2 separate regions of the Homo sapiens genome follow, and region 2 is linked to region 1. The links are chromatin contacts, found by Hi-C in ENCODE. All regions are on one chromosome and are shown on one strand. The core of a region is the stretch at or near the end of the contact, and the rest is flanking DNA. Distances in the headings are between cores, read along the strand shown.

Region 1 (2,700 bases), core at 179-2,678:
AATGAAAGTACACTCCACAGAGTGGGAGTAGGTTAGAGCAAGCGGCTCAAGAACTCTGGTTACAGAAATTTCTGGGGTTTAAATACCCTCTAGAGGTTTCCCATTGGTTAATTGGTTACACCCTATATAAATGAAGCAGTGGGCCATGACCAGTCTGATTGGTTGTGGGAGGGGGCCAATCAGAGGCTGAAGTAAAGTTACAAAATTATACATGAAGACTGGTTGGGGGAGGGGACCAATCAGAGATACTTTCCATTTTTTATTTGGGCAAGGGAGTAGCGTCTGATCCTTTTGTTACTTGGATGTGGAGAGGTGGGGTTTTCCTTCTGATTCAGTTCTAGGAGGTCAGCTCAGTGTTAGGTTCCCTGACTCCAGACCCTATTGTCCTGCCTCACTGGTTCTGGAAAATTTCAATATGTTACCTATATATGGCATATTAATTTTGAAAAAAAAATCAGAGAATTAACATGCCCAGTGCATGTGAACCACAATCAGTGTTGGCTGACCCTGAACATCATATTGGTACAGCAGAAAGTGCCAAACATATTTAAAGACCTGAATAAGGCCACGATAAAGGAGTATGGTGACTTAGCGAAGGAGCTGAGAAGTAGACTGAGTTAGGGTAGATTAAGGTATTTAAGAATCATGCAATGCTGCATGATTTGAAGATTATGGGTCAAGGAGTTTCTGCTGATAATGAGGCTGCAGTAGTCTATGAATTGCAAAATTCTGCTGTTTCTGACTTCACGCCACTGGGGAAATGATTGACAAAAAGTAAGAACATCATAAATCTTGGTAAGAAGCTTGAATTTAGTGAGATGTCTAGAAATATGCTGATGAAATGTTGTCAACACATAGTGAATTGCTTACTATGAAGAAAGACATTCTACTTGATGCTTATCATTGGCCTAAGAAAGAAAAAGAAAGCCATAGCTGTATGTCATGTCTTTAAAAGAAACTACATTATTCAGAGCAATACGTACTGCTGAAATTGATCATAACATGAGCACTTGAAAATATCCACTTTTCAAAAAGCAATTGTAAATGTAGGTAGCTTTTGTAATTGATCTTAAGCATAAATAATGCAAGCTGATAATCATTTTTAGTTTATTCATGTTTTTTTTTTCTTCAGAAAACCCACTTCTGTTATTTTAAGTGCCAAATGAGAATAATGTCCACCGTGCATTTTGATTTGACCTTGTACACTCTTTGGACAGTTTTAACCTCTCTTTTATCAATGCACTCCCAAGACTTCAGTGAACAGCAGGAAAAACCTACTTCCATCTACCTTCCCCCATCCCAAAGTTTATCAAGTTTTTCAAAGATTATAGATTGGTATGACACATTAAGCAGCCTGGGGCTTTTGTGAGTTTAATTTAGTTAGTTAACTGAAACTAGATTCAACAGCACCTTGGACTACAGGATATGGAGATGACAAAAATTTCTTCATTTAAAGCATAGAAAGTAATCCATAGACTTGGGTATTAGGCACATGGAGCACAATTTCTATGTCTGAAAAAAGATTTTAGTTACTTAACCTCTTTAGTAGGTAAACAACCCCAAATAGAGGAGAAACGAAGTTCTGTATTTTCATTCCTCTTTCATTTTCTTTCAGTTTCATTTCTTCTACTGTTTTCTATAGCACATGCTTGGTAATAATTCTATGGTTAAAAAATATAAAGACATGATTTTGGCAATCATTTTGCAGTGTATATGTTTATCAAAACATTATGTTGTATACTTTCAATATATAGAATTTTTATTTGTTAATGGTATTTCAATTAAGCAGGGAAAATATTTTACACAAAAATAAAAGAAACAAGTAACTGAAGTGTGTGTGTGTGTGTGTGTGTGTGTGTGTGTGTGTGTGTATCTATGAAGATGTATTGAGGTCAGAAGAAGTAATAAACATTTCTCTAGAGATCCTGGTGTTCTAGCTAAATGTAGTAACTGATGAAATTTTGAGTTGCTCTTCTTTGCAGAAGGTGAGAATGCATTTTGGTTTCATAAAGCATAGTGTATTACATTAGGACAGGGTTGCTTTATTTCATTTTCATTTTTGAAGTGGAACTATGTGAAAAGGTTTTGTATACTAGAGAGCCAAAAATAACAAATGCTTGGCAGACAAATAGGTATATGGTGGTGGTCACTTATCATGTCCTCTATGACAAGCATCCAGTTCCCATTTTATGGATGGACAATTTCTTACTTGGAGCGTCAGTGGAGATACAGACTGCTTTCTACCATGCAAGCTGAAAATGCCAGATACCAGTTTTCTCAGGGCATGACATGAAATACTGGTTTTCTTAAACTGATTCACCAACTCTGGGCTTGAAATTGGGAGACAAGAGCAAAGAACCCATTCTGCCAGTGTGCAGCATTAGTTGCAGGGACAAATCCCAGAGGCGGCATAGCACAGTGTCCAGTGTTCAGTATTGCTAGCGGCAATTTAAACAGGTTGCTTATGTTCTGTGGAAACTGTAGCAGTCTCTTCATTGGACTAATGTTACTGAGTTTGACTGTGGTCCTATCTGATGACTGTCCTACTTTGTTCCTGCCCAATTTTCCAGGCATGATTCCCTAGCCTTCCTGAAATTTCCTGAGTTATTCAATACACTTTGATAAATATATATTTTCTTTGATAAATATATATTTGATAAATACATGCCTGGGCCAATATCTATAGCTAATAAATAGGAA
Region 2 (2,700 bases), core at 56-2,555, 78 kb after region 1:
GTTTTAGGAAAGGATAGACATTAAACAAAAAAATTGGTAAATATATAATTACAATTTGTGACAAGTACATTGAAGGATTTTTTAAAATCTCATTTTTATGCCAGTAAATAACAGGATATCCAGTTTAGACTGAGGATCAGAGAAGTCCTCTCTGAGGAAGTGCCTCTTAAGATGATGGCTGAAGAAGGCATATGAGTTAGCCCAATGGACAATGAAAGGAAAATTACTGTATTACAAGCAGAAAAAAACAACATGTGAATGCCTGGAGGCCCTGAGGCCCTTAGGTGAGAAACTGCTTGTCTGCATGTGGTTCAGAGAAAACAAATTATATAAAACGAAGTTAGCAGCGTCGGAAAGGTTTGTTAAGGATTTTTTGTTTTAAGATTTTGTAAGACCACTCAGGCTATTGTTTCGAGAATGAATCAGAGGCAGGAGTAGGGTTGGCGAGGATGCAAAAGAGATGGGGATATCTAATATTACTTTAGCAGACTCTCTCCTTTCTGTCACTTGTTATCCTGTGAAGATATCACTTGCTGCCCAATGAATAAAAATTAGGAAAATTGGTCTCCTGTTTTCTCATGCTCAGGGAACATCTTCTTTTCTGTACTTTTCTTCAGACAGGGAAGATCAGTGAAGTAATAAGAAATACACATATTGGTCTCTAACCCCAGTCCCTAGCACAGAACTCCTAAAACTATTGCAATTTTCTGAGCAATAGAGGTGCTAAAAGAATCTTTTGTTCTAATGTTTAGTCTCTGCCCTGATTCCTGAGACAAAGCTCCTAGTAACATTGTAGATAAAGGTGGTAGGTTAATTGTTTGTTCTAATATTTGGTCTTTGATGTAGGGTCTTGGCACAGAGGTCCTAAATCCTTTTGAATTTCCTGGGTAATAGAAGTATCTTTGGTTGTAATGAGGTGACTTGGTGGGTTTTAGGATGGGGCTGGTCACCAGAAAGACTAAACCGTGGTTATATGCTTGGAGCTCTCATCCCCACCCCCCATTCCTCAAAGAGAAGAGAAGGGCTGCAAATGGAGTTTATAATCAGTCATGGCTACATGATGAAGCCTCCCTAAAAATCTTTGAACTATGGGGTTCAGGAGCTTCTGAGTTGGTGAACACATCTGAGTGCTGGGAGGATGGTGCACCTCAACTCCATAGGGACAGAAGCTATCCTTCCAGACCTCACCCTATGTACCTCTTCCTCTGGCTGTTCATCTGTATCCTTGGTTATATCCATGATTAATAAGCCAGTAATTCTAAGTAAACTGTTTCTCTGACTTCTGTGAGCCACTAATGCAAAACATGATTTATAGCTGGTTAAGAGGAAGTATTGTTGATAACCTACTACTTGCAATTGGCCTTTGAAGTGGGGGAAATTTTTATGGTAATAAGCCTTTAACTTGTGGGATCTGACACCATATTAGTCCATTCTCATGTTGCTAATAAAGACATACCCAAGACTGGGTAATTTATAAAGGAAAGAGGTTTAATTGACTCACAGTTTAGCATCTCTGGGGAGACCTCAGACAACTTACAATCCTGGCAGACAGGGAAGCAAACATGTGTTTTTTCACATGGCAGCAGGAGAGAGAATGAGAACCAAGTGAAGGGAGAAGCCCCTTATAAACCATCAGATCTCATGAGAACTTACTATCACAAGAATAGCATGGGTAAAATAGCCCCCATGATTCAATTACCTCCCATCAGGTTTCTCGCAGGACATATGGAAATTATGGGAACTACAATTCAAGATGAGATTTGCATGGGAACACAGCCAAACCATATCAGACACTATCCAGATCCCATTATCTATCTAGATAGTGTCAGAATTAAATTGAATTATAGGAAACCCAGCTAGTGTCTGCCGGAGAATTATTTGGTGTGTGGGGCAAGACTCCCATACATCTAGTGTCAGAAATGTGGAGGTGAGTGATTGGTTGAGTGCATGAGACTAGAAATAAACAATATGATTTTTTCTTAAATCTCAGAAGGCCAACACTTTGCTTTTCTAGTTCTGAAATAATCAGAAAATAGGAGTGTCATTTTGCTGAGAATTGCCGTTTCAGACCAAAAATACACTGAACTTCAGAAAAAGATTAAGCAGTTCTGAGAATCAAGGGCTATGAAAGTAAAACGAAAATAAGACAGAGAGGAAGGAAAAAAGTGTGACTTCCTATTCTCATGCCTCAGTGTGTGTGTGTGGGGGGGGTGGGGTGGGAGTGTATGTGCGTGCTCATATATGCACTAGTTTAAGAATCTAGTATGTTTCAATTAATTTTAATTTTCAGTTTGTCTTCAAAATCCATGTCTTCTTCCAGAGGTCCACTTTCAATAACAAAAACACTTCTACTTGCCTTTCTTTAGAAACTTAAACTATCATAAAAGTCATTTCTCTTTTCCTTCTTGAATTATTCAAAGTCTGGTGCCTTAGACTTTCTTCTTCTGCCCAGACTATGCTCACACTGATGAAACCTGGGGAATCTATTCCTTTGGGTTGGGGAATATTCCCTATTCTCTCCAACAGTAAACATAAAAGATGAATTTCTTCCTAAATTACTTAAGGGCAGACACACCAGTTCTAAGTATATTACATTTTCTCTAAAGCACACATAGTTTAGTCTCATTAAGGAATATAAATTTATCCCATCAATTAGACTTTGACCTGACTTGAAAAATGATAGCCTTAGTATTATGATGC

The links. A loop is a pair of places that touch in the nucleus more often than their neighbours do. Pooled maps may share reads with other maps.
Region 2: a map of naive thymus-derived CD4-positive, alpha-beta T cell shows a loop between it and region 1 (5-fold over the local background). The contact joins two enhancer-like sites. A Hi-C loop is called at or near these places in 3 of 168 maps with a recorded cell type or tissue (endothelial cell of hepatic sinusoid and naive thymus-derived CD4-positive, alpha-beta T cell), 9 of 37 single-sample maps with no recorded cell type and 9 of 50 pooled maps.

The regions. Positions count from the first base shown.
Region 1 is chr11:104,797,408-104,800,107 of GRCh38, forward strand. No RefSeq gene overlaps it. Among named protein-coding and RNA genes, the nearest start is that of CASP4, 170 kb to the right of the region's middle. Within about 2 kb of position 1,429, at least 2 of the 41 ENCODE cell types and tissues checked have a DNase peak (open chromatin) inside an H3K27ac peak, as active enhancers do.
Region 2 is chr11:104,875,171-104,877,870 of GRCh38, forward strand. It overlaps LOC107984380 (a long non-coding RNA gene), which reads left to right. Exons shown (of 3, transcript XR_007062985.1): 3 at 105-398. Among named protein-coding and RNA genes, the nearest start is that of CASP4, 92 kb to the right of the region's middle. RefSeq lists a silencer at 2,066-2,155. Within about 2 kb of position 1,306, at least 3 of the 41 ENCODE cell types and tissues checked have a DNase peak (open chromatin) inside an H3K27ac peak, as active enhancers do.